2 separate regions of the Homo sapiens genome follow, and region 2 is linked to region 1. A link is a loop called in an ENCODE intact Hi-C map of the cell type or tissue named here. Cell type or tissue: Caco-2. All regions are shown on one strand. Each heading gives the region's core, and the rest is flanking DNA. Links, peaks and the distances in the headings are about the cores only. Region 1 has its middle 34 kb from the start of MACIR. Region 2 overlaps PAM (peptidylglycine alpha-amidating monooxygenase).

Region 1 (16,615 bases), core at 3,505-11,504:
AAAAGGATACGGTGTGGAATAGTAGAAAAAGTGTGGGCTTTGAAGATAGTACAATTCAACTCCTAGTTATGTTAATTGCTAGCTACATGATAACCAATTTATTTTTTTTAAGTCTATCTGAGTCTCAATACTCAAATTCTAGATTAAGAGACAATATTTATTCTCAAAAATATTCTGCAAAGTAAATTAAGTAAAATTAAAGGAAATAAATAAAATTTAAAGTAGCTGTAAATATGACTTAAAATAATAAAAAGGAAAGTAGACACCATGATGTCAATATCCTGTTATATAACTTCCTTAACAAACTTGTAATTCCACATTTACCATTTCTACCCTTGAAAAGTCTCAAGATTTGGAAAATTGCTATGTATCAAATTACTTCTAAGTTTTCTCAAATGGCAAACACCCCAGGCTCTCCAGGCTAAGCATTTGAAAGTTGAACAGTGCTTTTTGCATCTAACTAGAGCTTAACAATTGGTATTATAAAAATGAGTAGTCTCACTAACAGGCTTTTGTAATCCATATATAAAGTTATTTTACCTTTCTGGAATCTTGCCAGCTTTTAGATATGACATTGAACTAGTATGAATGAGAAGACAGCTTCATTGACCCATTGTTCTACTTGTATTACTAATAAGCTAATTGCCAAAACTGCACAGAATATATTCCTAGTTTTGTTTCTGTTTTCAGTTGGAAGAGACTAATTTGTAACAAAATCTGTTTGGATTGAAACATGCCAAACTTTTGATTCCTGATTTATTATTATTTTTTAAAGACTTGATAAGTTCTAGTGACCTGATTCATTCTTATCACACTAAAAATGAGCCACTAAATATTTTGTGTGTACATCTCACCTTCCATGACAACTTTATGAGAAACAAAAGTAGAAGCAAAATCATAGATGAGGGTAGTCATTAGAAGATCAGGAAGGAACATAAAGTTATGTAATTACATTTTCAGAACTTTATACATTTTACCAGAAATAAAACACACAATTTAAAAAATGCTGGCCAGGCACAGTAGCTCACCCCTGTAATCCCAGCACTTTGGGATGCTGAGATGGGAGGATCACTTGATGTCAGGAGTTCAAGACCAGCCTGGCCAACATGGTGAAATCCTGTCTGTAGTAAAAATACAAAACTTAGCTGGGAGTGGTGGCAGGCACCTGTAATCCCAGCCACTTGGGAGGCTGAGACAGGAGAATTGCTTGAACCTGGGAGGCAGAGGTTGCAGTGAGCCGAGATCATGCCCTGCACTCCAGCCTTGGTGACAGAGTGAGACTCTGTCTCTAAAATAAATAAATTAACGTTAAAGCAGTCAAGCAAATCAACTGCTGGCCCTTTATTTGTATGGAGACATTCTTTTTAGCTGCATCATAAATTGTTTTGCTGAGTTCTACAAAAAGCCCTGGGAAGTTAGCAAAGTATGTATTATTGTTCTTACTTGACAGATAAGACAGTCGACACCCAGAGAGGAAACACGTAAGTCACTGACAAAACTAGAAAAAGAATTCAAGTTGCCCAACCTTTGTACATTTCTCTCTCAGGTTTATTTATGTTTAACTTTCAAACCTTGCTACGTGGCTATAGTTCTTAGGGATTTTTGTAGTTCATGATACAAATAACTGAAGACGTATTTTCCAAATTAAAAGCAGTATTTAGTTAGTATACAAAAATTCAAGTAACTTGACTGGATACCAATAGTCTTCATTCAAGAAATATAGTTCATTTTTGTTTTTTATTTATTCAGCTTACATCTTAACTCTTTCTTTTCTTTCTTTTTTTTAATTATACTTAAGTTCCTGGGAGGCCGAGGCAGGCATATCACAAGATCAGGAGATCAAGACCATCCTGGCTAACACAGTGAAATCCCATCTCTACTAAAAAATACAAAAAACTAGGTGGGCGTGGTGGCAGGTGCCTATAGTCCCAGCTACTGGGGAGGCTGAGGCAGGAGAATGGCATGAACCCGGGGGGCGGAGCTTGCAGTGAGCCGAGATCGAGATCGCATCACTGCACTCCCGCCTGGGCGACAGAACAAGACTCTGTCCCAAAAATAATAATAATAATAATTAAGTTCTAGGATACATGTGCAGAACATGCAGGTTTGTTACATAGGTATACATGTGCCATGGTGGTTTGCTGCACCCATCAACCCATCACCTACATTAGGTATTTCTCCTAATGCTATCCCTAGCCCCCAACCTCCCAACAGTACCTGGTGTGTGGTGTTCCCCTCCCTGTGTCCATGTGTTCTCGTTGTTCAACTCCCACTTATGAATGAGAACATGTGGTGTTTGGTTTTCTGTTCTTGTGTTAGTTTGCTGAGAATGATGGTTTCCAGCTTCATCCATGTCCCTACAAAGGATGTGAACTCATCCTTTTTTATGGCTGCGTAGTATTCCATGGTGTATATGTGCCACATTTTCTTTATCCAGTCTATCATTGATGGGCATTTAGGTTGGTTCCAAGCCTTTGCTATTGTGAACAGTGCTGCAATAAACATATGTGTCCATGTGTCTTTTCAGACACATCTTTTTTTAGTAGAATGATTTATAATCCTTTGGGTGTATACCCAGTAATGGGATTGCTGGGTCAAATGGTATTTCTAGTTCTAGATCCTTGAGGGATCACCACACTGTCTTCCACAATAGTTGAACTAATTTACGCTCCCACCAACAGTGTAAAAGCATTCCTATTTCTCCACATCCTTTCCAGCATCTGTTGTTTCCTGACTTTTTAATGATGGCCATTCTAACTGGCGTGAGATGTTATCTCATTGTGGTTTTGATTTGCATTTCTCTAATGACCAGTGATGATGAGTATTTTTTCATGTGTCTGTTGGCTGCATAAATGTCTTCTTTTGAGAAGTGTCTGTTCATATCCTTTGCCCACTTTGTGATGGGGTGTTTGTTTTTTTCTTATAAATTTGTTTAAGTTCCTTGTAGATTCTGGTTATAGCCCTTTGTCAGATGAATGATTGCAAAAATTTTCTCCCATTCTGTAGGTGGCTGTTCACTCTGATGATAGTTTCTTTTGCTGTGCAGAAGCTCTTTAGTTTAATTAGATCCCATTTGTCAATTTTGGCTTTTGTTGCAATTGCTTTTGGTGTTTTAGTCATGAAGTCTTTGCCCATCCCTATGTCCTGTATGGTATTGCCTAGGTTTTCTTCTAGGGTTTTCATGGTTTTAGGTCTTACATTTAAATCTTTAATCCATCATGAGTTAATTTTTGTATAAGGTGTAAGGAAGGGGTCCAGTTTCAGTTTTCTGCATGTGGCTAGCCAGTTAACTCTTTAACTGTAGTGTGGTAATGGGAAGAGAACTGAATGAGAATCTGGGTGTCTTGTCTGTCTTATCCCTTTTCTGTAGTGGTACATAACCCTGGGCAAATCGCTTACCCTCCTTTTTTGTTTTGAGACGGAGTCTCGCTCTGTTGCCCAGGCTGGAGTGCAGTGGTGCAGTGGCGTGATCTCGGGTCACTGCAAGCTCTGCCTCCCGGGTTCACGCCATTCTCCTGCTTCAGCCTCCTGAGTAGCTGGGACTACAGGCACCGCCACCACTCCCGGCTAATTTTTTTTTTTTTTTTTTGTATTTTTTTAGTAGAGATGGGGTTTCACCATGTTAGCCAGGATGGTCTCAATCTCCTTACCTCGTGATCCGCCTGCCTCGGCCTCCCAAGGTGCTGGGATTACAGGCGTGAGCCACTGCGCCCGGCCCACTTACCCTCCTTTAACCTTAGTTGCCTCATTGGTAAAACTGGGAATAGCATCTGCTTTTCATGCTTTGCCAGGTGTGTGTGTGTGTGTGTTTGTGTGTGTGTGAGATAAGCAACAATAAGATAATATATGAGAGAGTGCTTGGCAAATTGCAAAGCACATCAGAAAAGTAAAATAATATTTTTCCTCAATACTGCAGAACAGGTGAAAGGATACCACTTAGGCTAATTCAAGGAAGAAAGTGAAAGGCCATTTATGAAATTTCAGCCTTAGCTGCTGTTAGCATTTATTTGCTCCAACAATACAAGCTGACCATCAGTAAAAATTGCCACTATGAAAGCAACTCAAGGGTAGCAGTTTACAATAGGCTAGGTGCCCCTTCCTCAGGAACAAAGTTACATCAGTTACAGCAAGGTGAAATTTCAAGGTTTAGGGATGAGAGTAGAGTGCAAACTGTAGGATTAAATCCAAGTTCACTATAATTTAGTAGTTTACAAGTAGTTTAGTTGTTTTCAGACTTTCTGTCTGACTGCTGGGTTTTCAAATTTTCTTACCAAAGGAATTCAGTTTTTGGAAAGAGAAATAATTTGGCAAATGTGCGTGAGGGAGTTGTGGTGCTGGGCGGGTGGGCATGTATATTTAGGCACTCATGCAAGCAAGAACTAAATGTTTAGAGGCAAACTGAATTGTTCAAAATTGTTTTTGACTTTTTATCACAAGCAGTTACTCAAGGAAGATTCATGGAGCCAAGAATACAATCTACTACCAATATGAAATACTTATCTAAAAGACTTGACTGAAATGTGCTGTAATAAGAGATTCTTGGATTTTTTCTGTTCCATTCTGGTGGGGAGGAGGGGAGCAGAATCTGCCAAATTAATATGCATCTATATGAGGGATTATATTTGAGGTTGTCCAAATGTCCTAGTGCTTTTGTTGCACTAAAGAAGATGTAAATGACCCTTATCCATTTCTACCCATTCTGCTCAGCTCTTGATATTCCTTTACTATATAGTTCTGAAATAAAGAATTTGGATCAATAAAAATAGGTTAATAAATGAATAGAAAAGAGGGAGAAAACAGAAAGAGAATTGATTTGTCAGAAAATTACCATAGAAAATAATTATTCCTCTCTCCACTTGCAAGATAATTTATTTTCAAATATATTTAAATACTCTCTAATATATCATTGGTTTGCAAGTGGCCCTTTAAGAAAATATGCCTCTATATGGGATATTGGCCAAGTGATTAAGTGATGATGTTGAGAAGTCCCTTAATCATAAAGCAGGTTTTTCAAATGATCTTTCTGCAGCAGAATACCCCAGTGCTGTGCTGCTTACTGAGAAGGAAAGTAGACTTAACTTGTTCAGTTTTCTTATAAACCATTGTTTATGGTTAAACTGACTTGAGAAATAAATGTGCATCTAACACATTTTTTGATAGTGGATTGCACTATATGTCTCAGATAAAAGTTTAGAAATGTTTCTTACTTTTATGGCATTTATAGTGTACCATGTCCTTTAACTTAGAACTAAAGAACAAAGGCATACATTTTCTGTTATTTCAAGACTACTTTCTGGCTCTAATTTTTGCTAAACTCACATCTGAAATACTGCTTGCCCACAGGTAGTGTTGGTAGCACCCAGGCCTTTTGAATGGTTGATAATAAGCTGTTCTTTTAGAAAGTTATTAATGTAGGTCCTCTTGGTGTTAGTAGCAATTACTGGGGAAAAAAAAGTTGAGTGATCGGTGGAATCAAGGAATAAGCCTAGATTTAACAAAGTTAAAAGGCTTCATTAATGCAGGAGTCGTTGCAGCCTTGAAAAATGATGTCTGTGATTCTTTTAATGGCAAATTTAATGGGCAATATTTCCCTCCACCAACAACTTGACCATGAAATCCTTTTTTCATGAAGGTATCTCTTGGGAAAGAAAGTTAATTTAGAAATTGATATTAGCATGAACATTAGGAAAGCCTTTAAAATAGGTTGACTCTGCATTAGAATCAGACATGGTTCCAATCTGGGCTCTGCTGCTTATTAACTATGTGCCTGGACACGTTGCAAACACCCTTCTGAGCCTCAATTTCCTCAGCTGTAAAATGAGAACAGGAATACTTCAGATTATGTTTTGAAGATTAGAAGAAACTGAGAAATGGCCATGTAAATTGCAAGGTATTTTAAAGATATAAACTATTAAGAAAATAATTAGTATAGCATTAAAAGTTGATCTAAGAATGTTTGCCCTACTCATTTTTTTAAATGTGCTTTGACATTAGATTAATGATCTGTAGTAATCATGTTTCCTGATGTTGTAAAGGTGAGTTGTTCTATTTGAAACCTTTCAAATACAGAAATATTAATTTTAGGAGAAATAACTAAAACATAATAAGGCAAATGTCTCTCCCCTGCCCCTCCCAGTCTGTGACACACTTTCCTCTTTTGCCCCCTCTGGCCCTCAGGCTCCTGCACAGACTGCGTGCAGCCCCCTCCCAGCCCTGCAATCCCTGAGCTGGAGTTGCCCCTTGGTTGGGTCCAAGTCACAGGGGTGGGGGGCCTACGGGCCAGGAGGAAGCCACACTGGCCTGCGGCCTGCGTGGAGGAGGTGGAGGTACCCAACATGGCTGGTGGAGCATGAGCGCCCCAGATGGCAGATTGGAGGCTTTCAGCGGGCTTCCTCCGCTTGGAATTAGCAACATAGTGCATAAAGGTCAACTCTGTGAGCTTTAATTGAGGAAGGGAAGCAGCAGTTCACTAGAATAGCAAAGGATACCCCAGACTCTGTGGAGAAGGTGGGCAAGCAGCCCCCACGTCGGCGTTCTGCTGATAATGTGTGAAGCCCTAGTATGTGAGAGGAACAGCCAGTCTCCCCTTGCGTTTCGCCTTTCCGCTAGTGATCTGTGCAGCCCAGGCCAAGGGAGAGCACCCTGTTTCTGCCAAGCCCGGGAGCTAGTTTGGGGAGAGGCTGAGATACCGAGAGGGAAAGACACTGGGAAAAGCTGCAGGCATTTTTCCAGACCTGGGACTGAGAGGACACTTTTTTTGTTTTGTTTTGTTTGAGACGGAGTTTTGCTCCTGTTGTCCAGGCTGGAGTGCAATCGCGCGGTCTCAGCTCACTGCAACCTCCGCTTCCCGGGTTCAAGCGATTCGCTCGCCTCAGCCTTCCCAGTAGCTGCGATTACAGGCGCCCGCCACCATGCCCAGCTAATTATTGTATTTTTAGTAGAGATGTGGTTTCACCATTTTGGCCAGGCTGGTCTCAAACTCCTAAGCTTAGGTGATCCACCTGCCTTGGCCTCCGAAAGTGCTGGGATTACAGGCTTGAGCCATCGCCCCCGGCCGAGGATACTTTTTTAAATCTGGGCTCATACAAAGTCGGTCGTTGTTTGGTAACCTGGCAATGGTAGCCACGGCAGGCATTTTAGTCTTGGGCCAGAGATTGGAGCATTTGCTTTGGAGCGAGGGAAAGGTCCCCACAGCCGGAAATGGGCAGTGAGTTTGGAGAGTGCCTAGCAGTGGGTGCTGAAACTAAGCTCTCTCTCATCCCAAGACTGGAATGGGAGGAGAATTGCAGAAGCCTACTGCGTTTCTCCTGAGCAGCATGACTTGCAGCCAGGGACAGCTTTGCGACCTGAAGCAGGTCTGTGTGGGTCACTGATGGGTGCCTCAGACTGCTTCCTTGGTCAGTTGAGGGAGAGTGCTTCACCAGCTGCAAGGAGTAGGAGGGAGGTGGACCCCACTCACCTGGAGATCTAACCCTCCGTGTGAACTGCCACTAAGCGAAGGGGGAGTGCAGCCCGCCAAAGTCCCTTTGGGGTCAAAGGAACTATGAGTGCTGTGACAGCCACCAAAGGGCACAACACCAAAGCCTGGGAACAGACTTGGAGATGGGGGTCATCTCTCACTTCCAGACAGCCTCCCCAGTGTACTTTCGTGGACATAGCAGCGCCTCTTCCTGCTGGGTCCCAGGGAGTGTAGGGTGAAAGAGGTGCCTCTCAGGCTTTTCCAGGGGCTCCACCCCCGATGAAGACAAACGGTATGGGGAAGAGGTGGGAGGGCACTCGTGCTTTTCTGTTGCCTCCACCCCTGCTGAAGGCGTGCATAAGCAGAGTTAAGAGCCTCCTGCCAGCTCATCTCTTACTCTTAAGCACCATCTACTGGACTGCAGCCTGAATTACACCACCAAATAAGAATACATTGCTACACCAAGCAAGTCTGAAAAACCCATCATATGAAGCTATCTGCAACCAAGGAACTCTACAGAGCCCTGTTCCCATAACAGCATCCAGAAACAAAGCTAATCGATCTGTTAAAACAGAGTTAATACGGCCGGAGAAGGACTCCATACTTCTGTAGTTTAGACCTTGTGGATGAACTGTAATCTAACTTAATAGGTAGACAAGATTGACAACCTAACTTAGCAGTATGCACCTGTAACAATAGCTGAGTCTTGGCCAATCCCAGCAGTCATACTTCAACCACTCATACACTGCCAAGTGTTTAAACTGTGTTAGAATAAGGCAAACGCCAATCAGTCCAGCTATTTCTGTAACTCACGCCCAATTTCTGTATGTCACTTTCCTTTTCTTGTCTATAAATTTGTTCTGCCCATGAGGCATCCCTGGAGTCTCACTGAATCTGCTGTGTTTCTGGAGGCTGCCGAATTTGTGAATAGGTTTTTGTTTGTTTGTTTGTTTGTTTTTTCTTGCTCAGTTAAACGCTGCTAAATTTAATTTGTCTGAAGTTTTAACAGATCATACACAACATCCACCACAGTCATAACCTCAAGGCAAAAAAGGAATAAAATATCAAAAAACTCCATCTAAATTATAAACAATTCAGAAAAAGAAGTGTCAGCTCCCTCAGATGGGAAGGAACCAGCATAAGAACTCCAGAAGTACAAAAAGCCAGAGTGTTTCATCACCTTCAAAGATCACACTAGCTCCCTAGCAATGGATCCTAACATTAAATGTCTGAAATGACAGATAAATAATTCAGAATATTGATGACAAAAAAACTAAAAGAGATACAAGAGAAAGTTGAAATTCAACACAAGGAGAACAGAAAAAAGATGCAGGATTTGGAAGATAAAATAGCTGTATTAAGAAATAACCAAACAGAACTTCTGTAATTGAAAAATTTACTACATGATTTTTCAAAATACAGTTTGAACCCTTAACAACAGACTAGACCAAGCAGAAGAATTTCAGAGCTCAAAGACTGCTCTTTCAAATCAACTCAGACAAAAATAAAGAAAACAGAATTTAAAACAAAGCCTTCAAGAAATATGGGATTATGTAAAGTGGTAAAATCTATGACTTATTGGGATTCCTGTGAGCGAAGAAGAGAAAGTAAGCAACCTAGAAAACACATTTGAGGATATAATTCATGAAAATGTGCCCAGTCTTGCTAGACAGGTCAAGATGCAGACACAGGAAATCCAGAGAACTCCATGAACTACTATACAAAATGACTGTCTCCAAGGTACATAGTTATCAGACTATCCAAGGTCAATGCAAAAGAAAAAGTCTTAAAGTCAGCTAGAGAAAAGGACTATATCAGGCTATGATAGGAAACCCATCAGACTAACAGTGCACTTCTATGATGGAAACCCATCAGACTAACAGAAGACTTCTCAGCAGAAACCTTACAAGGCTGAAGAGATTGGGGGCCCATTTTTATCATTCTTAAAGAAAATAAATGCCAGGCAAGAATTTCATATCCCACCAAACTAAGCTTCGTAAGCGAAGGAGAAATAAACTCTTTTCCAGACAAGCAATTGCTAAGGGAATTGGCCACCACCAGACCAGCCCTACAAGAGATGCTTAAGGGAGTACTAAACATAAAAACAAAAGAACAATACACTACCACAAAAGCATGTATAAACACATAGCCCATGGATCCTATAAAGCAACTACACAATTGATACTACAAAGCAAGTAGCTAACAACACTATGACAAGAACAAATCCCCACGTATCAGTATTAACCTTGAATGTAAACAGCCTAAATGCTCCACTGAAAAGAAATAGAGTGGCAAATTGGATTAAAAAAACAAGACCCAGCCAGACACAGTGGCTCATGCCTGTAATCCCAGGAATTTGGGAGGCCAAGGCAGGAGGATTGACTGAGCTCAGGAGATTGAAATCACCATGGGCAACATAGCAAGACCCTGTCTCTATTTTAAAAAAGAAAAGAAAACAAAAACAAACAAACAAACAAAAAGACCCATCATTCTGTTGCTTTCAAAAGACACATATCACCATAGTACATGTAATAACACACATAGGCTCAAAGTAAAGGGGTGGCGAAAGATCTGTTATGCAGATGGAAAAAAAGATCAGGGGTCACTATTCTTGTATCAGATAAAACAGACTTTTTAAATCAACAACAGTAGAAAAAGGACTAGGGCATTACATAATGAAGAAGGGTTCAATTCAACAAGATTTATCCTATACACACCCAAGATTGGAGCACTCAGATTTCTAAAACTATTATTTCTAGACCTAGGAAAAGAATTAAACGGCCACATAATAATAGTGGGGGACTTCAACACCTCACTGACAGTGTTAGATAGATCATCAAGGCAGAAAACTAACAAATTCTGAACTTAAATTCAACAGTTGACTAATTGAACCTAATAGACATCTACAGAATACTCCACCCACCAACAACAGAACATACTTTTTTCTCATGTGCACATAGAAAATACTCTAAGATTGACCACATGCTTTGTCACAAAGCAAATCTCAGTAAATTCAAAAAAGATTGAAATCATACCAAGCATTTCAGACTACAGCATAGTAAAAATGAAAATCAACACCAAGAGAAACTCTCAAAACATGGAAACTAAACAACTTGCTCCTGAATGACTTCTGGGTAAATATAAAAATAAGGCATACATAAACACTTTTTGAAACAAATGAAAATAGACATACAACATACCAAAACCTGAGATATAGCAAAAGCAGTGTTAAGAGGAAAGTGTATAGCACTAAAAACCTACATCAAGAAGATAGAAAGATCTCAAATTAACAATCTCACATTGTACTTATAGGAACTGGAAAATCAAGTAGAAACAAATCCCAAAGCCAGTAGAAGAAATAACTAAAATCAGAGCAGAACTAAATGAAATTGAGTCCTTCAAAGAAACATACAAAGGATCAACAAAATGAAAAGTTTGTACTTTGAAAGGATAAATAAGGTTGATAGATTCCTAGCTAGATTAACAAAGAAAAACAGAGAGATCCAAATAAGCACAATAAGGAATAACTAAGGTGATATGACAACTGATCCTACAGAAATACAAAAGATCCTCAGAGACTATTACTGACACATCTATGTGCACAAACTAGAAAATCTAAAGGAAATGGATAAATTCTTAGAAACACATATCCAAGATTGAATCAGGATGAAATCAAAACCCTAGACAGATCAATAACGAGTTCCAAAATCGAATCAGTAATAAAAAATATACCAACCAAAAAGTTCTGGAACCCCAGATGGATTCCTAATCAATTTTTACCATATGTATAAACAAGAGCGAGTACCAATCCTACTAAAACTATTCTGAAAAACTGGGGAGGAGAGATTCCTCTCTGACTCATTCCATGAAACCAGTGTCATCCTGATACCAAAATCTGGCAAAGGACACAATGCAAAACGAAAACTACATACCAATATGTCTCATGAACTTAGATGCAAAAATCCTTAACAAAACATGAGCAAACTGAATCCAGCAGCATATCAAAAAGTTAATTCACCACAATCAAGTAGGCTTTATTTCTGGGATGCAGGGTTGGTCCAATATACACAAATCAATAAGCGTGATTCAACACATAAACAGAATGTTAAAACAAAAACTATATGATCACCCCAATAGATACAGAAAAGCATTCAATAAAATTTAACATCCCTTCATTATGAAAACCCTTAAAATACTAGGCATTGAAGGAACATACCTCAAAATAACAAGAGCCATCTGTGACAAACACACAGCCAACACCATACTGCACAGGCAAAAGCTGGAGGCATCTCCTTGAAGAACTAAAACAACACAAGGATGTTCACTGCCACCACTCCTATTAAACATATTACTGGAAGTCCAAGTCAAAGAAATCAGACAAGAGAAAAAGTCATCCAAATAGGAAAAGAGGAAGTGAAATTATTGATCTTAACTGACAATATGATGCCATACCTAGAAAACCCTAAAGACTCTGCCAAAAGGCCCCTAGACCTGATATACGACTTCAGTAAAGTTTCAGGATACAAAGTCAACATACAAAAATCAGTAGCATTTCTATGCACCAATAACATTCAAGCTGAGAGCCAAATCAAGACCAGAACCTCATTTACAATGGCCACCAAAGAATAAATTCCCAGGATTACATCTAACCAAGGAGGTGAAAGATCTTTACAAGGAGAACTACAAAACACTGCTGAAAGAAATCACAGATGACACAAACAGATGGAAAAACATTCCATGCTATTGGAAGAATCAATATCATTAAAATGTCCATACTGCTCAAAGCAATCTATAGATTCAATACTATTCCTATCAAATTACCAATGTCGTTTTTTGCAGAATTAGAAAAAAAGTGTTCTTAAATTTATATGGAACCAAAAAAGAACCTGAATAGCCAAACCAAACTTAGGCAAAAACAATAAAGCCAGGGGCATCACATTACTCAACTTCAAACTATACTACAAGGCTACATCAACCAAAACAGCATGGTACTGGTACAAAAATAGACACATAGACAAATGGAACAGAATAGAAACTCCAGAAATAAAGCCACACACCTACAACCAATTGACCTTGGACAAACTTGAAAAAAATAAGCAATAAGGGAAGACTCTCTACTGAATAAATATTGCTGGGCTAGCTGGCTAGCCACATGCAGAAGAATGAAACTGGACCCTTACCTTTTACTGTGTGTAAAAACTAACTCACGATGGATTAAAGATTTAAATGTAAGACCTGTTTGTTCTGTTTATATATAAATATATATACTTATATATATTAAAAACTTATATACACACACAAACAGACAACATATGAATTGAGAGAATATTTAAGACTCATTTGCTCTGTTTATATATAAATATAAATGGAATGGGAGAAAAGATTTGCAAATGATGCATCTGACATAGGTCTAATATTTAGAATCTATAAGGAACTTAAATAATCCAGTGAAAAACAAATAAACCCCATTTAAAAAGAAGCAAAGTACATGAACAGACACTTCTCAAAAGAAGACAATTATTAAAAAGTCAAAAAATAACAGATGTTGGCAAGACTGTGGAGAAGAGGGAACACTTATATACTGTTGGTTAGAATGTAAATTAGTTCAGCCCCCAAGGAGAGAAATTTGGAGTTTTCTCACAGAGCGAAAAATAGAACTACCATTAAACCCAGCAACCCCATTAACAGGATTAATACCCAAAGGAAATAAATTGTTCTACAAAAAAACCCACCTGCATTCATATGTTTGTCACAACACTATTCACAATAGCAAAAACATGGAATCACCATGTCGGTGCCCATCAACAGTAGCTTAAAGAAAATGTAGTACATGTACACCATGGAATACTACACAGCCACAAAAAGAATGAAATCATGTTCTTTGCAGCAACACAGACGCAGCTGGAGGCCATTATCCTAAGCAAATTAACAGAAACAGAAAACCAAAACTTGCAGGTTCTCTTAAGTGGGAGCTAAACATCAAGTACGTACAGACCTAAACATGAGAAGAATAGACACTAGCAACTCCAGAAGAGGGGAGGCAGTGAGGTGGGTAAGGGCTGAAAATTTTTCTGTGGGATACTATGTTCACTATCAGGGTGATGGGATCAATAAAATCCTAAACCTCAGCATCATGCTATATACCCTTGTAACAAACCTGTACATGTACCCCAATAATCACAAATAAAAAATTCGAAACAAAGAAAAAATGGAAATTAAACATAAAAAAGTAGATGTTTCCAGCTGGCTCATTATTTTACAACAGTATCACATGTGAATTCTTGCATATTGCTTGTTGAATTAGTGATGATAAATATTAAAAAGTAGGCTTCATTATAGTTGGTGAAATACCTGATTTTTTTTCTGACTTGGATCAGCAGTAAAATACTAAGAAATGAAGAAGAAAATTATGTGAGTAAATAGTATAATAGTTTTCAGTTTCACCTCTGTATTAGTCCATTCTCACACTGCTATGAAGAAATACCCAAGACTAGGTAATTTATAAAGGGAAGAGGTTTAATTGACTCACAGTTCCGCATTGCTGGGGAGGCCTCAGAAAACTTACAATCATGGCAGAAGGTAAAGGAGAAGCAGGCACCTTCTTCACAGGGTGGCAGACTGGAGTGAGTGCACGCAGGGGAAATGCCAGACGCTTATAAATCCATCAGATCTTGTAAGAACTCACTCACTATCACAAGAACAGCATGGGGAAACCACCCCCATGATCCAATTACCTCCACCTGGTCCTGCCCTTGACATGTGGGGATTATGGGGATTACAATTCGAGGTGAGATTTGGGTGGGGACATGGAGCCAAACCATACTACCCTCCTTCCAGCATTAGCTAGATAGCTAATGGACTTGTTTATAACCCCATAAAATCAAATAAGCAGGTTGTAGAAGAGCATCTTAATCTGTTTTGTACCACTATAACACAATAACAGATAGATAATTTATTATGAATAGAAATTTATTATCTCACATTTCTGGAAGTTGGGAAGTTCAGATGTAGGTGTTAGGAGGTTAAGACTTGGTCTTTCTGCTTCCAATATAGTGCATTGAATGTTGTATCCTCCAGAAAGGAGGAACTTCTTTTTTGGCAGAAAAACAAGAGAAAGAGAACCTATTCGAAGAAGCCCTTTTTATAGTGGTATTAATTCATTCATGAGGGTGGAGATCCCATGACCTAAACACTTCCTATTAGGTCTCACCTTCCAACACTATTGCATTGGAAACTAAGTTTTCAACAAATGAGTTTTAGAGGGAACAAAAGCGTTGAAACCATAGCAAAGAGTAAGAAAGCAGAGGTCCTTAGACATTATTGAAATAGAGTGATCTGGTTGATGATAGTCCTTTAGAATAAAATTTCTTATGGGCTGAATTGTGTTCCCCACAGATTCATATGTTGAAGTCCTAACTCCTAGTACCTCAAAATGAGACTGTACTTAGAGACAGGACCTTTAAAGAGATAATTAAAGTAAAACAAGGTCATATGGGTAGACCCTCATCCATATGACTGATGTCCTTATAAGAAGAGATTAGGACACAGACACACAAAAACCAAGGGGTGATGGCTGTATAAGGGTACAGTGGGAAGGTGGCCATCTACAAGGCAGAGAGAAAAGCCTGAGAAGAAACGGAACCTGCTAACATCTTGAAGTTGGACCTCTAGCTTCCAGAACTCTGATAAAATAAATTTCTGTGTTCAAGCGACCCAGTCGGGTATTTTGTTTTGGCAGATCTAGAAAACTAATATAAAAATTCAATATTTCATTCTGTGCTTTTAAAGTTTACTTTCCCTGAATCTGTGTCCAATAAGTAGAGCATTATTAAGAATTAAGAACAAAGGAAAATAACCATGAATAACTTTTCTGTCTATTTGTACTTGATTCATGTTTTAGTCAAATCTCTTGCATACTATTGTTATCTAATAAAAATATATTTGGCTAACTCAGAAGTGGATTCCTGAATCTAAAAATCTTGAATGCTCCTACATTAGAGAAATAGTAGAATATAAGAGTTGAAAGTAACTTTAGGAGCTGGATAGCCTGGAATCATGTTGTGGTTCTGTAAATTAATCCATAAAATGGGCACATAACCTATTTTATAGGGTTGTTATGACGATTAAATGAGTTGATGAATGTAAAGTTTAGAAAATTATGATTATTTCCTTAACAGCCTGTAATATAGTGACAATGAACTTGCAATTCATATATCTAACACCAGATGACAGTGTGGCCACCCAAGGTTAGATAGCTATGTAGTCCAGTAGACGCGCTAGCATGACTGTCTGAAATACAGGACCACCAAATTCCAGAAGATTTCTATGAAAATAAGATGAATTTAAAATCTCTATGCAAATACCAGGTCACATAAATATTCACAAAATAAAAGTTTAAATAAAACATCTGATTTATTACTTACTGTCACCATTAGTTACTTTCTGTCACTATTCAAATCCTGGATCTATAGTTTACTGTCTGAATAATCTTTGAAAAGTTTATCTTTTATAAGCTTAAATTTTCTTATATGTAAAATACTACATGAATTTAACAAAATTTTGTTGAATTCCTTCTATACGTCACATTTGTTCAACGAGCTGGGGAGATAGCATCTTAGAAAAACGACGGAAATCCTTGCCTTTATGAAGCTTATATTCTACTGACTAGAATCTAGTGATTAACCAAAGAACCCCTATCATTTAAAAGCAGAGACAGATTGTGTACCAGGATGTTAAAGTGAAAATCTCTACATCAGTTTTCACTGAATCCCCAAAGGCCCAGAATGAAATGACAGATTCAGAGTACCTCTACATTTTGTAGCAATGTGTTAGATAGACCATTGATGCAGTACTTGCAAAGGGGATGGTCAACAACTGCAAACTTTAGCTCAATACATGCCTCAAGCATATAAAAGAATATGGACAGGTGAATGAATGGATTCTTTTAAAAGACAACTTATTGAGAGAAAGTTGTTGGAGAACTGTGCATAATCACCATAGTGCAGGGTGGGTAATATTTTTTCTCAACTAAATGAGAAAGGGATCCTCAAGAGAGTCACTGGGAGTTGTTGACATGAGACCCCTAGCAATGAAGCACATGAAAACTGTGAGAGGTTATGGCTGCTTAAGGCTGAGGGCACAGGGCCAAGAGAAAAG
Region 2 (16,615 bases), core at 5,716-13,715, 250 kb before region 1:
CCTACAGAAGATGTGAAACCCCTGTAGAAAACAGCACAATGTGGGGTAGGAAGAAAAGACTTGAACCATCGATGGATATGTACTCATGGACAAGCTCTATACCTGTTAGTGGGTACAGATAGTTCTGTAAGTGATGTAGATAGTTCCACCTGGTTAATACTATATATAGTGTATATGTGTGTATATATGCACATACACACATACATATATATATTAAATAAATGCTATTTAAATTGTACTATATATAGTATTATATATATATATTTACTTCCTATCTTAATACATTGGAAAACAGGTAGAAAGATATAAGTCAAGATATGTAATAAATGTTATGTTAGAAAGAAGAAATGACCTTTACTAAGATAGAAAAAAAAGAAGGAGGGGAGAGATAGAAATAATCATATTCCATAGACTAAAAGAAAGAAATGTAGCCATGCCACAAATAAACAGGAAGTGGGAGTTATCTCTAACATGGAGGAAAAAAATTCAAAGAAAGTTAGTGATCTTTAAAGAAAGCCAGTGATCATTAAAACACAGATTTATTTAGTACTCTGTTTCTCCAGGAGAAATATATTTTCTTTGAAATTTGTATCTCAAAAATTGCTAGCTATTGATGTTTTGCCAGAATATTAATCTTGATTAGAAATTAACTAGAAATTAACTAGATGTCTTGACATCTAAGTTGTGCAAATCCAGTCTGTGCTTTCTCACAAACACACTAACCTTTCACCATATCTTTGTCTACATCTGCTCTCTGTAGAACAAAATCTGGTGTAAAGCAAGTGTACCTCAGATTCTGTCTCAAAAGATGTAATTACAGAGACACCACAAAAGCATCATTATATGACAGTTTTACTTATCATGTTGTCCTGGATCATGCAACAATAGGAAACATTTTAATGAGGCTTTAATTGAGTCTGTAGGGATTTCTTTAAAAATAATGCTTATTTTGACTGATTTTTTAAAATAATATTCATTATAAAAGATAAGGAAATTATGTAAAGTATAAATATACAAATAGAAATCATCCGTAGTCCCCAGAAACATGAGTACATATATGTATGTGAAATATATATTATGCATATATTTACATATTCAATATATGCATATGTAAAGCACATTATTTTAATTATAATGTATACACAATTTCATAGCCCTTTTTAAAAAATATACCTTGAATATTTTCTCCAGTGGTAAAAATTATTGGCAAGAGTGATTTTTAATGGCTGCATAATACGTGCATATTCCTGCCTATATCAATTTGAAAATAACCCATTTGCATATAAGGGAGTTTATCTGCGAATGAGTTGATTATGTCTGCCTACAGGGAGAAAAACACAAATGGATATTTAAAACAAACTAAAATGTCACCGTCCTTCAAAGACATTGTGAGTGAAGAATTACCTATATATGTAATAAGTACAATAAACTATACAATAGACTCAATTAGGCAGTGATTCTGCATGGAGGAAATGAATCCTAGGAGACTATATAGAATGAGGAAGTTCACACTGATGTCTTCCAAAGCAGACACACACACACACACACACACACACACACACACACCTCACATATATTAAGGTTGGCACTTTTAGAAAACTAACACATTTTGTAAGTTCTCTTTATTTCTTATGCATTATAATTTCTTATATGCGTTCACTATACCAAAGCTATAAACATCCTGAACTTTCTATAACCATTGTTTAAGCAAAGAATATGGGCTTGAAACTAAGAAGCTTACTAGATGGAAGCAAAAGTCTACACAATTACATTTAAGAGTTCTGAATTTGAGTGTCTCACCTCTTTAATATTCAAAGTCTAGATGTAGTGTTGAAACTTACGTCTGTTGTATTGGGAAGATTCAGTGTCTTAAATTCCAGGCAGAATTGAAAATCAAAATCTATAATAACAGTATGTCCTTGTTATTATGTATTATGCTCTAGACAACATTTATTTGGCTGCAGAAACAGCCTTTAACATGTTTTATTCAGTTTGCTCCAAAATCTCCTCATTGTAGTCTTTGTGCCCTCATATAATCAATCTTTCTACTCAAAGGTCAGCATAAGCTACTGTATTCCCAAGGCAGAGAGAATATGACAAAAATATAATTTATTGAGGGAAAATACCCCATGACCCCAGATAGTTAAAGGTCTTCGGACACCTTCTGTGAAACAGTAATTTCACAGTGGTTTTATGCTAACAAAAATGAATTACCATTGGCATGTTTTATCAAATAAGCAGAATCAAGGGAACAAGGTTGCCAGTTAAAAACACAATAGTCTACTGTCAAAGCCTGCTAAAGTTACAGTTGTAAACAGTTTATGGGAAGAGTTAAATAAAGGCTGGGCATGGTAGCTAAAATTTATATTTCATTGATTTGTTCAAAATAGGGCATTCCTTTGATCCTCTAATAAAACACAAATAATTTTAGTAACATCTTCTTAACTAATTCCAAGCACTCTCTATGCCACTTTGCTGTTTTAAAGAAGATACAGTTTTTGTTTGTATGCCTATTCACTAAAAATTTATTGGTTTCTTATGATTTATGAGCACTTCACAAGTCTTTATTTATTGAACTCATCTATCAAACACAATTCTAAATACCCCCCAAGGCTCTGGGAAGCTGACTGAATGCTGTTTTGAATTGGTTTCCTAATAACGGAATAGGCAGATGTGAATGATCATTTATCACACAGTTAGGCTTTCCAATATAGATCTGTGTGCATGGTAGTTATGAAAACCATCATCTTCTATCTTCTCCTTTTTTATATTTGTCTCGTTTTCTTAAAAAGGAAGAAAAGTTGATTTCTGATTGCTTTTCAATCAAATGAGCCCTATAAGGGGAAGAAATAATAAAGTTCACTTCATTTGTGATCCTTGAGCTGGTCACCATGGTCATGTGTTTTATTTCTCTAAGGCTAGAGAATAAATATTGTGGGACAGTAATAAGTAAACAATCAATAAACCAAATTGACTTTAACCCGAAGGGAAAATCAGTTAAGACTAAGTCATAAAACAAATTATTAAATTCTAAAAAGAGATGCTTTTATTTTTCCATTCCTCATATCCTCTCATTAATCAGTTATGTTCCATGGCTCTAATCATGTTAACTTGGTTACTTGACATATTTTGTCAGTGGCTAAACTGCTGCTGAACATCCTATTTACTCTCCTTATATTATAGAAATTGCAGAACAATAAGCAGTAACAAGAGCTGGGTTTTTTTAGGTAATGAAGAACTAGTAATGTGTGTGGGAAATGGGAATTTATATTCTGGAAAGTTCTGAGAGGTATTTGATCATTTTTAAAAAATAATAGCACCTGCCTCATTAAGATTTTACAATTTCTAAAAAATTAGATACTTTTTTTTTTCTATCCAGTAATCTTAAAGCATTTTTTAAAAAACCTTCATAGGACCATTTTTCAATGTATATTTCATCTATTTTAGTTTTTCTCACCATATTCCTGAAAGTACATCAGAGAAATTTCCATGCTGGGAGCAGGGAATAGTGAGTGGTCCCTGATAATAGAAAAATGTCCATTGATCCACAAAGCAGTTAATGCAAGCACACAACTTAGGAACTTTAATTGGTGGTGTTATTAGATTCCCATGTACTATGCTGCATTCCTTTTCTCCACACATTAGCTGCTACTATAGTTGTGTTTTCCATATACCAAACTCACACAATTGAATTCCTTAAAAGATCTAGAGCATTTGGGTATTTTATAAGAATCAAAAGTTAGGGAATAAAATTTAAAAATGGGAAATTACTGCAGCCTAAAATCATCAAGGAAATATTTTTATCTCTGCTAATGCAGATGCAAGGGCTGACATTTTTAACAAATTATTATTCATCCCAGAATTGCTTATTGAGTATCTGCTAGGATAGGGAAAGTACTAATCTCTGGAACTATGACAAGAAATAAGAAATGAGAGGGACTTTTTTATATAAAACTATAGTTCTATCTTGTAATTTCTCCCTTCCCAGAGATAATTTAAATATACAGAAAGTATTTTTAGAACATCTTAAAGAATTTGGTCATACATGTAAGGTACATTTTTTCAAATCAAAGAAAACTAGGCCTTTTTTTTTTTTTTTTTGAGATGGAGTCTTGCACTGTCGCCCAGGCTGGAGTGCAGTGGCACTATCTCAGCTCACAGCTCACTGCAACCTCCACCTCCCAGATTCAAGCAATTCTCCTGTCTCAGCCTCCTGAGTAGCTGGGATTACAGGTGCCCGCCACCACCCCCAGCTAATTTTTGTATTTTTGGTAGAGATGGGGTTTCACCTTGTTGGCCAGGCTGGTCTCGAACTCCTGACCTCAAGTGATAGGCCTGTCTTGGCTTCCCAAAGTGCTGGGATTACAGGCATGAGCCACAGTGCCCAGCCAAAAACTAGTCATTTTTTAAGCTAGTTTTGTGCAAATCGCTGTGGTATGTATGTATTGACCAGTTTGCACGTTTCTTGTGTTACGATATGGACAAGATAGACCAGGATATGACAAAGAGAAACCCAGTTAAAGAATAAACCTAGCACTTGAGCTCAGAAGATGGTTAATTTAAAAAGAAAAACAATTAAGTTTTTTATAGTAAGATTGATAAGTTTGAGAAGAATGTATAGGAAAAAGTGTAATGGCCAGTACAGAAAAGACAGGGAAACCTGAATCCAGTCTAGTGAGCAGTTTGGAGGGCAACTGTCATTCTGACCGTCTCCTTCAAATCCCAGTTCAATTTCCTACCAGCTGTGCAGGTTAGTACTGTACCTTTTGTTTCCTCATATAAAATAAGGACAATAATAACAATTTAATAGAGATTAAACGTATTAAACCGTATAAAGCATTCAGCAAAGTGAATGGATCATGCTAAGCTCTCAAGAAATTTTAGCTGCTATTATTATTTTCTATAGTTTATATTGTTCTGAATATGTTAACTCTGTCAACAATTGGTAAGCAGCAAACGTCTCCATTTTTCTAGGACTGTCCCAGTTTATGCCTAGTATAAATATTATTAACACCCTTTTCCTTTTAAAAAGTATTCTAGTTTGAGAAACAAATTATATGGTCACCTTAGCAGGGAGTCCCAGAATAGAAATAGAAAATACCACCCAGAATATACCCAAGGATTTTAAATCATTCTACTGTAAAGACACATGCACACATGCGTTTATTGCAGCACTATTCCCAATAGCGAAGACTTGGAACCAACCCAAATGCCCATCAATGCTGCACTGGATAAAGAAAATGTGGCACATATACACCATGGACTACTATGCAGCCATAAAAAAGGATGAGTTCATGTCCTTTGCAGGGATATGGATGAAGCTGGAAATATCATTCTCAGCAAACTAACACAGGAACAGAAAACCAAACACTGCATGTTCTCACTCATAAGTGGGAGGTGAACAATGAGAACACTTGGGAACAGGGAGGGGAACATCACACACCAGTGCCTGTCGGGGGGTAGGGGGCTAGGGGAGGGATAGCATTAGGAGGAATACCTAATGTAGATGATGGGTTGATGGGTGCAGCAAACAACCATGGCACGTGGATACCTATGTAACAAACCTGCACATTCTGCACATGTATCCCAGAACTTAAAGTATAATAAAAAATGCCACAAATCAAAATCAAAGTTAGTCCAGTGGAAAAAAAAAAAAAGAAAAGAAAATACCACTCAGAAATATATAGCTGAACAGAGCTGTGGAAAAGGTAGCTATGGGGATATAACCCAGGAGTGTCCAAGGTGGGTAGGGTGCCATCAATCACACATCAGTTCCGTAGAGGTAGAGCCACTTTTAATACCATCCTAGACAGATTTTGTCATCCAGAGCAGAGATGGGGGTCCTTTCTGAGGAAGGAGAAGAGTCTTTCACTATGACAATCAAAAGATAAGATTCCCAAATGAGTACTGGTGGTAAGGAGGGAAAAGTTGATGTTGCAAATCAGCCTAGGTTGGACCTTGTGATTCACTGGTTAGAGAGAGAAGAACACAGTTTTCTGAGTTGATTTACTCAAAAAAGTGTCATCACTAAGAGAGACACTATTAAAAGGTTAAAATATGGCGAGAAGATTAAGAGCTCCATTTTAGACATTTTAAGTTCAAATGAGACAGACAGACATCCAAGTGGGATTTTCCAGAAGACAGTTTTGTAACACCAGTTTGGTGTTAGGAGAGCTCCAGGCTTGGTAGTCATGTGCCTGGAGGTGGTAGCTTAAGTTTTGTAAGTGACTGAGATCACTTAGTAGGAAGAGGCTTTAGCCAGGGGAAAAATGTTTCAGGGACAGACTTCCCAAAACACCAGCGTTTTTTACATGATGGACGGTAAAAAGAGGAAGCACAGATGATAGGTGGAGAAGACCTGTAAAGAACAACATTATAAGGAGAGAGGTTCTGAAGGGAACTTTCAACAGGGCTACAGCCTCCCAGTAGATCAAAATAAAGAGTCTATTAGCATTGGCAATTAGGATCCCTTACCTCTTGGAGAAGTCATACAACGGTGAAATAGGAAGTGGAAAGAAATGCATCCAATTTAGGGAGGGAAAAGGATGTAAGGAAGAATGAATCAGCAAGTAGCCCTGCACCATCCAATATGGTAAACACTAGGTGAAAATATTTATGTTTTGAATATAAATTAATTCAAAGTAAAAAATTAAAAATTAAGTTTCTCAGGTGCACTAGCCATTTACAAAGTACTCAGCCCCATGTGTCTGTCTAGCAGCTATTAGGTTGGACAGTGCAGACATAGATTACATCCATTATTACAGAAAATTCTTTTGGACAGTGTTGGAGCTTGTAAAGGAAGAGAGAAGATGGAAAAGCCTGAAGGATATGTTATGTTAGAGGAGAGTCTCTCCCCACCTCCACAACAACTCAAGCCCTAAGTGAGTGTATGTATAGCCTGTGAGTCAGATATGAGGTAAAGAAGTTGTATTTATTAATAAAAAAGAAAAGAGAGAAGACAGGAGAGGCTTTAGGGAATTCTGGAGGAATGGCATTCAGAACAGTGGAGTAGAGAGAGTTCTTTTTCCAAAGATACGCTAAAAGAGATGGAGAAGGTACAGATACAGCCTCCTTTGGCAAAGCCAGTAACCAATTAGCTGTAGTAGCCACAGTGACTTATTAAGAAAATAGAGGGCTAGGAACCTAAAAGGGCTTTTTTTTTAATTTTATTTTTTTTACTTATTTATTTTTTGAGACTGAGTCTCACTCTGTCTCCCGGGCTGGAGTGCAGTGGCGTGATCTCAGCTCACTGCAAACTCTGCCTCTGGGGTTCAAGCAATTCTCGTGCCTCCGCCTCCTAAGTAGCTGGGATTACAGGTGCCCACCACCACACCTGGCTAATTTTTGTATTTTTAGTAGAGATGGGGTTTCACCACGTAGGCCAGGCTGTTCTCAAACTCCTGACCTCAAGTAATCCGCCCGCCTTGGCTTCCCAGTGCTGGGATTACAGGCATGAGCCACCGTGCCCAGTCCTAAAAGGGCTTTTTGTTTTCTATTACAAAAATCCAAATGTTTGACTGGAAAAAGGAGCTGATTTTTAAAATATTATATAAACCACAGGTTGAAGCAGATGCATGTTGCAATTAGTTTGTTTTTTCAGTCAGTAATTATAATAGCTATAATTTAGTGACACCTACTTTATGATATGTACTGGACTGGGTATTTTAATATTAGCTGTCTTCTTTAAATCTACAAAGTAATTTCTAAAGGTTATTGTCACTATCTTTATTAAGTTAAGTAGAATTTACTTAAAGGCACAAAGTAGAATTATTTCTTAGGGGCACAGAAATAGGGTTTGATGTGTATTTGAATTGAGGAGTTGCCATACAGGGAAAGACCAGAGTGCTATAGGTGCACCCAGCAGAGACCCCTGAGTTGAATTGTCAAGAAAGGCTTTTTTGATGTGACACCTAAGATCTGAAAGTTGAGGAGCTAGTTTATTAGTGGGGAGGGAGTGGTCCAGGCAGAAGAAACAATATCTTCTTAGAGTTGATATTCAAGGAAATGAAAAGCCAATATGAGTGGAACATAAACTGAAAAGAAAAAGGAAACATTGAGAGATGACACAGGGGTCAGGACCACCAACTTGCTTTATTTATGTTCTACTCCATCTGTTATATTCATTAGATGTATTTTCTAAATAAACATCTTAATGTGACTAAGAAAATTGGTTAACATTTCAGGATTCCATATTATATCTAGTACACTAGAAGAGGAAAAAACTCTTTCTGGTTTGCACATAGGAATGTAAGAGATAGCCATCTAGTGGTCTCTCTCTCATGTAACAAGATGTTTGTACAGATTCTGCTCTGAAACTTTATTCTGGCAAGGCCTGTGCAACTGTGTGCAGCCAAGCCTGTTGCATTATTTTAACAATTTTTGCTTTCCTAACCCAATAACAATTTTAAATGATAAATTCACATGAACTGGAGTGCTCTACCTTTGGTATTTTATCACAGCTTTTAGATTTCCTCTTACAAACCTGAATGACTATGCATAGTTCTGAACCTGTCTTCCTCCATCAAGATTACCCTAAACACAGAGGTTGCAGTGAGCCAAGATTGTGCCACTGTACTCCAGCCTGAGCGAAAGAGAGAGACCCTGTCTCAATAACAATAATAGCTTAAACATATGGATTCAAGTTTTTATTTAATTTTAATTTTTTTTGAGATGAGGTCTGTCTCTGTCACTCAGGCTGGAGTACCGTGGCGTGATCATAGCTCACTGCAGCCTTGAACTCCTGAGCTCAAGCAGTCCTCCCACTTTAGCCTCCCAAGTGGTGAGGACTATAATTGAATGCCACCACACCCAGCTAATTTTTTTATTTCTTAGAGAGATAGGGTCTCACTCTGTTGCCCAGGCTGGTCTCGAGCTCCTGGGCTCAAGCGATCCTCCTGCCTGGGCCTCCCAAAGTGCTGGGATTACAAATGTAAGCCTCCACTCCCAGCCTCAAGTTTTTAAATAATGGTTTATCTCTCCCTGAAATACTCTTGTATTTTATTTCCTAAATAAGACGTTTCATTGTACAAGCATATGAAACTATTTATATTTAATGTGTGGTACACGAGAATTTAGCAGTAATGAACTGTATTAATTTTTCTTCTGTGAGGCAGAATGCCACTGTGCCCTAACAGATTTGGTTGACTTATAATTTGCTTTGTTTATTTTACTGAGATTGGCCCTATTACTTGGTAATTATTTTCTGATTGAAGATTTCACCTGGGATAAGCTGATTTCACTGGCAAGAATTGAAAACCTACTTTGAAACATTAAACCAAGACTATTTGTAAACATGACAGAATCTCTTAGCATCATTTTGGAAAGACTTCATCTCCCCTTGCACCACTTTCTTAATAATATATTCTTCAGTGAAATACATCATGGCTAAACCAGTTATCATTTTCATTTCCTAATGGTCATGAAAAGAGATTTTATAAATGTTTTCTAATTGTGCTGTAAATGTAATTAAAACGTAAGCAACAGGACTCCATAGTCGTAAGTAATTTCATCATTAGCAGCACCTAGTATAGGATGAGGAAAAGGAAGAACTGGTGGTTGCCCTTGGGTTTGGTGTAGGAGAGCAGATTTGTGTTTTCATTGAGAATATGTTTACCATTCACACAGTTGATATAAATGGATTTGAAGTCATCGTGGAAATGATGAGGGTTAAAATACTTCATGAACTTTCTGTAGTCATATTTTGTATATGTGATAATATTTTACAAATAATTTGCTTTCATAGAATTGGAGTCTCATACCCAAGTTTACTCCTTAATACAGGAAGGCATAGAATGCATTTTAGTGATGAATCACCCTAATGATATCAGTTTATTAAAATCTTTTCCTTTGTTTGAAGCTGATTTAAAAGTATCCTTTGCTCAAAAAATTATTTTTCTCACTTGCTCATTTTTTGTTTAAGAGGAACAACTAGAGCTTACAGTAGCACTGCTAACAAAATAATAATAAAATTTAGGTTTCCCAGTTGTCAAATGGATACGTATTTACTTGTGTTTTACAGGAAATGTATATTTCCTGCTCAAGAAATGTATATTTCATTTCTTGTGGCTTGCACTTCAATAGGTTTTAAAGGACAACTGCAAAGAGTTTCTTGTGCAGATAGCTGTTATCTAATGTAGCTATTGATGATATTTTATTTTAGAAATCTGATGAGCTCTTAATTTCCGTATCAAACTATACTTTGAAAACCATTTATTGAAATGTGCCATGCAATTACATAAGCATTATTTTTTCTACTAATATGTCAATAGATGTTATACATAAAGAAATAGATGATATATGAAATAAAGTATTTCATCGGTCTAGGAATTTTTCTTTTTTTTCCTCCTATGCTTAAAAGTCTGAGTGCAAACTTCTCTCTTATTTATTATGAGAAATGAGTAGATATTTTTTAAAGCACCAAATTTTGTAAATTTTGCAATCTTATCTACCCTCCACGCCCTTATCTCTTCTCTTTTTTCCACAGGTGATTTCTATTCACTACTTTCCAAGCTGCTAGGAGAAAGGGAAGATGTTGTTCATGTGCACAAATATAATCCTACAGAAAAGGCAGAATCAGAGTCAGACCTGGTAGCTGAGATTGCAAATGTAGTCCAAAAAAAGGATCTTGGTCGATCTGATGCCAGAGAGGGTGCAGAACATGAGAGGGGTAATGCTATTCTTGTCAGAGACAGAATTCACAAATTCCACAGACTAGTATCTACCTTGAGGCCACCAGAGAGCAGAGTTTTCTCATTACAGCAGCCCCCACCTGGTGAAGGCACCTGGGAACCAGAACACACAGGAGGTGCGTGTAGGGTTTCTTTTAAGCAGTAAAGTGTGAAATGCTACAATCCACGTTAGCAAAACCTGAAGGGAATAAGAATTAATGGGTGAAAAAATTCATCAATGAAAAGGACTTATCATTAGAAAAAAATTACTCAGATTTGGGCTATCAGATAACATCTTTGAAGATTTTTTTTTGTTTTGGTTTTGGTCTATTACTGCATAAATTTAGTGTCTGTTCTATTGGTGAGCCAGAACTACAAGGACCAAAAAATATTTGGATCATTTGGGGAAAGGAGGCATATGAAATTCAGGATAAAAATTCTTACAATTGAATATTTTTCATTTTGCTCAATGGAAATACATTGAAAATTTAAAACCTGATATGTAAAGTCCCAGTTTAAGAAATGCTCATATACTGTCTCCTTGTAAGGTAATTAAATTCCTCTCAAATGAATCTTACACTTTCAACATTCTCATCCAGTTGACTTGTAAAATATAACCATTTTTATGATTTTGATTTCTTAAGTTTCATTATAAATTACAATCTTAATTGGAAAGTTGAGTATTTCTGAAGGGACCTCTACTAAGTCAATAACTATCAGATTTATCTTTATTTCTAGCCCAAATAGGCTTCCATAAGTAGAGGAAAATACCTTATTCCCTTCAGGTTTCCGTACCAGCAAGCTATGGATGCCTCATCTTTGTCTTTAATTGTGTTGTGGCCTCTGTGATATTGATTGCGTTTCATGTTACTTGCTAATGTGGAAAGCCAGATAATACAGCATGTGGAGATAATCTCCAAAAAAGTAACGGATATGCGTGCATGGCAGCTGTCCATGTGTGGGTTGGAATGGCACAGGCTGCCAGCTTGATGTTTTCAAATTCAGCTTTGTAGGAGGCCATAAATTATTCAACACCCAGCTGATTTTTATTTATAATTGAAAAAAAATTAGCATGCAGTGCCTTTTGTTCACATGAGAGTTTCAAAGCATAGTCCATTGGTACTGGCCTAATGGTTTCTGTGAGATGTTAACTGGAACCTGGATTTTTAACTTTTCATGTTTAAACAGGATCAGCCCTGCTCTAACTCATTCTGGATTTGACAAATAAAACTATGTTTCTCATGAGGTGGTCCCTGGACCTCCTTGCCTCAGAATCACCTAGGATGCGTAAGAAAAATTTAGACCCTGAATCCTATCAAAGAACAACTGAATCAGCATTTCTGAGTATGATGCCTAGAAATTTGCAGTTTATCATGCCCCTATCCATTTCAAAACACACAGGAATGTCTGCCTGAACTTATATTTTAAGGACAGTGAATTGTAACCCAGACAACATGGAAATATAAAAGGGAAAAGAGCCTCTTTGGTGGGAATACAATTGTGTTCATGTGTGAAATGTGAGTTGCAGCATGCTTTATTTATTCCATGACTTGTCTTTGTTATTCTTAGATTTGAAATGATATCATGGTCATTTGTAGGCATCAAGAGTGTCAGTGTCCCAGTCAGAATTTGACTTAAGATATTGCATTTCTGAAACTTACTCAGTTTTTCTACGAAATAAATCCTTAAAATACCCAAGTGCATGTACTTGGCAAATATCCTCATACTTTCCAAAGTGGTCAAATGGTAGTGCTCAAGAGAAAAATGCTTCTCTAGTATCTGTTTAGGGAAATTTCCTTCCTGTGAATGTCACTGACGTGAATAACATGAGTCATAGAAACATACAGCACAACTGCAAATTAATAAAGGAACATGTATTTCCTTTCTAAAATAATTTAATGTTATTTCCCTACTCTAATTACAAAAACTTTTAAAAAATAAAATGCAAAACAGAAAAACTCATATTTAGGTAAGCTGTTTCTAAAAGGCTTTTTCTTAATTCTCTTTCACCATTTACTGTAATGCAGTGTAATATCTAACTTTAATCGATGCTGTTTCATTCCTTTGGGTAAGCCAGAGGAAAACCTATCCTCAGGAAGCTTCCATTTTGTAAAAAAAAAAAGTAGGAAGTTATTAGCATATAAGGCCCTAATAAAACTTATTAGTAATCTAATTAATGTCTAGTCCTCAGGGTATAGTCAAAGAGAATAAATTTGATGGATAATTTTCCATTGTTTCTTTCATACCCTTCTCCAGGCAAAGCTGAGAATGAGCCTAATGGTCGGAGGAATTAACTGTTTCCCTAAGTGCCTAATTTACTATAAGGAATTGTATTTGCTGCATAGAAGAAAGTAACTTTTTATATGAGATTATTATAAAAACAAAAATGTCAGGCTGGTCTGTTGCTTAATATTATAGCTCATACTTATTTCAGATATCTTTGACATCTCTTGTTAATTTTCAAATAAAGAAGCTGAAGCCAGAAGTTAACCTGTTTGAATGAGGTCACAGATCTAAATCTGAAACTTGGACTTGATTATTTCCAATGTGCATCTTCTAGTTTCTTACATTTCAATACAGTTGTGCTCAATCAAAGAGATCCTAATGAGCTTGCCCAATTAAGATAAACTTCCCAAGAACACTGGACCCTCACTGCTTAGAAGATGGAGATTTCTATTCAGAACCCTGATCTGATGTCCCCAGTTGTTGACACCAGCATAATCTAATACAATGGTGTTTTCTGCAGCAGTATTTTAGATTTCATCAGTTGGTCTATATGTTGGAACTGTAATATGATGATGAAGCCCATCCAGTTGACCTGAGGGTTCAAAGGTGAAATTAATAGATCAGCTCAAAAATGTGGGTGTGACTATATGGTAGGCCTAGGAACACCTGAGGGTTTCAAAAACCATACTATTTTCTGAACCTTTAGTTTGGTCAGGATTCCACTTGTTTTCCACCCTGGCATCTGCCTTTAAAACTGGGTTCTCCACCTCGTTACGGGTTGGATATCAGTGGTCACCAAGCTACATGAAGAAGACAATAGAATGATATCTTCTGACTTAGCCCAGCTGAGAAAGTCCTTATCGTTCCCCAGAACAAGACGGTTAAATACTGTGTCTTATTGTATCTCTAGGAGTACAAATATCTGCGAATAGCATTTTTTTTAGGTTTTATCTTCATGACTTTTGGTGAAGATCTGAAAACTCTGAACAATTGTGAAAACAGCATTAGCAACAGAAACTTCCTGGACAAGTTCAGATACACTAGACCAGAGGTTTTCAAACTGTTGTTTGAAAGGAGACCCATCAAGTAGGAGGTAATAGTCACAGGCTTCCCAACACACACATGCATGTGCGCACACACACACACACACACACACACACACACACACACACACAAAATACAGCTTCCCCAAAAGCAGTTCTGTATGTGGCCAAAATCAAATTTGGAAACTACTTCATGGAGTCAGTATAATGTAGAATATTGCAAGTCCAGGTACCCGACTGCCTGGTGGCTTTGAATTCCAGCTATACAGTTTTCTATGTGGTCTCTATGCAAGTATAAAAAAATTCACTGGGCTTTAGTTTTCTCATCTATAAAATGAGATTATAATAGTATACTCCTCGCAGAGTTCAAGTGAGGGTCAAATGATATTATACATGCAAAGTGCTTTGAACAGTGTCGGCATGCAGAAAGCATTTGAAAATGTTATAGTACATTAACAATTGTGACTATTATTGCTACCATTACTGTCATGTTATGTTAGATTGAGATTTTTAAAAATGAAATACCAAAGTATAAATATTGATTATTTGATCTTAAGCAGCATTTGTGAGACAGAGAATTTTCTTGCAGTATGCAGGAAAGCAGCAAAATTTGGCACTCTAAGTTGATAAGTTAAGAAAAAAGTGACTTGGCAGTGTTTTATCACAGTGGGAACTTGTGGCTCTTCAAACATCTGATCACATACATTGATCTACCTTGATATTTGCATGTGATATATGACATACAGTGTGAAAATGCTAACCTCAATAAACTAAGAAGCAGATGTACTTCTTTTTAAACTTAGTATAGTTTAGTTTCTATCATTAATAGTTTAGATAGAGATAGCATTAATAGAGTAGAAACAAAATCTTAGGTATCTTTATTCTAGTTGCCCTCTGGAAACTAGACTCATTGAACATTTAAAAAGTAGAACTAACTATTCTAGTGGCAGATTTGATTGGACTACCACATACTTGCATGTGGAAGCCTGATTCAGTCTGTATTACAAACCTCTGGATGTGAGAAAATACACCTGTATTTGTGTGACAATTCTGATCAGATAAGAGGATTCAGAAGGTGTTCAATTATTCTTATGATACATTTAGTTTTTTCTTCATTTCTATGAACAACTTATACTTAATTTCAGAGTCCATTCTTATATTTCAGCCATAGTCTTACCTCTAGGTTCAAGTCTTGCAGAATTTTCAGGGTAAAATAAACCATTCAGTTGGCTGAATTTTGATCTCTGAGGGGAGGAGAATGGTTAAAAAAAAAAAAACACCTATACATAGCACTTACTTTGAGCCAAGCTTAGTGTTTTAGATGCATTGATTCATTAGAAAGGAAGAAAGTGATGAAAGGTTAAGTCACGTATCCGAAATTCCACAGCTCAAGAAACCAAGATGCAAAGCCAGGCAGACTTGCTCCCAAGTCTTGCTTCTTAATCACTCTGTTATTCTGCATCACACACACACACACACACACACACACACACGCACACACACATACACACAAACACCCTAGATATACAAATAGGAAGATGATTTTTTCTAGTCATCTGATTATCTCAGGCTACAATTGTAATAACTATAGGTATTATAGGTGTATTGGTCATGGTTTCCTGATTAGTATTCAGCCAGTTTGACCAATATGAAAATCTCATTTGCAATTAAAGAAATTTTAAAAAGGAAAAGAATACTGCTAATGCTTTTGAGCCCCTATTTATATGGTAAATCTCTTCCTCACTTCACTCCCATTAAATGAAGCATTATAATTAATTCTTGTTTTCTTTCTTACTTTGGTATAAATATTTCTACAATAGTTTTAGTTAATTATAGTTATTGCTGGCATTTCTGATGAATAACAATCCCTGACCAAAATAAGACATCCTTTTCTCAAAAGATGAAAATTTACAAGTACAGAAAAAGCAAGCACCATATTTTGTTTTTGTTGAAGTCTTCTAGTGATTTTTTTCAGTTCTATTTCTTAAAATTAAATGTGAAGAGCCTTGTTACACTGAAATTAATTCATAGTTCTGGGTTTGAATTTTTTCCTCAACTTTAGGTCTGTTAGTCTTTAGGTAACACAGATAAATGAATGCCCTTTCAAATACTTATTAATAATTTCATGTGAATGCAACAGTGATCACTAATATTAATCTCTTTCTGGAAAAGTATAATTTATTAATCTTTTTCATGATTAATTGATGCAATTTTAATAGCAGTATTTAATTTTTTTCTAAAAGTAGTAATTTCTTTTTCTGAATATATGGCAGGATATGCGGCTGTACATTAACCTTTATTTATAATAAATGTAAGGACGTAAGGATTCTTTATAGAATAATATAATTTATTTATCATAAAAAGTGTTATATGTCATTGGAAAAATATTTTAAGATTTCAGGGGTTCTTTCAACTTTTTAATCATCTTTTAGAAACAAAAACAAATTTGTATCAAAGCTACTAGGATCAATAGGTAATGTATATTTACCTTATTTTTCTAAAAGTATTGTTTCCAGTAATATGTTCTCAACATGTTCTCAACTCCAGATTTTAAAAACAAGCAATCAAGCTTGAAATAATTCTATCATTTGCTATCTGAATTTAGAGCAACTGACAAAGTTGGGAATGACTTGCCCAAGGTCATGGGTAAGAAATTTGTATTTAATTTTTAGGCTAACA

Evidence for each region. Peaks named below come from ENCODE experiments on the same cell type or tissue, not always from the same donor. Only the 100,000 strongest peaks of a DNase experiment are listed, where the experiment ranks them.
Region 2: it touches region 1 in a loop (8-fold over the local background); 2 of 110 quality-filtered maps call a loop at or near these places.

The regions. Positions count from the first base shown.
Region 1 is chr5:103,216,913-103,233,527 of GRCh38, forward strand. No RefSeq gene overlaps it. Among named protein-coding and RNA genes, the nearest start is that of MACIR, 34 kb to the right of the region's middle. In Caco-2, for the core only: a CTCF peak has its summit at 7,870 (motif pointing left); a DNase peak (open chromatin) is centred at 7,859.
Region 2 is chr5:102,963,633-102,980,247 of GRCh38, forward strand. It overlaps PAM (peptidylglycine alpha-amidating monooxygenase), which reads left to right. Exons shown (of 26, transcript NM_001177306.2): 15 at 10,484-10,804. Among named protein-coding and RNA genes, the nearest start is that of GIN1, 150 kb to the right of the region's middle. In Caco-2, for the core only: a CTCF peak has its summit at 10,687 (motif pointing right); no DNase peak of the experiment used is centred there.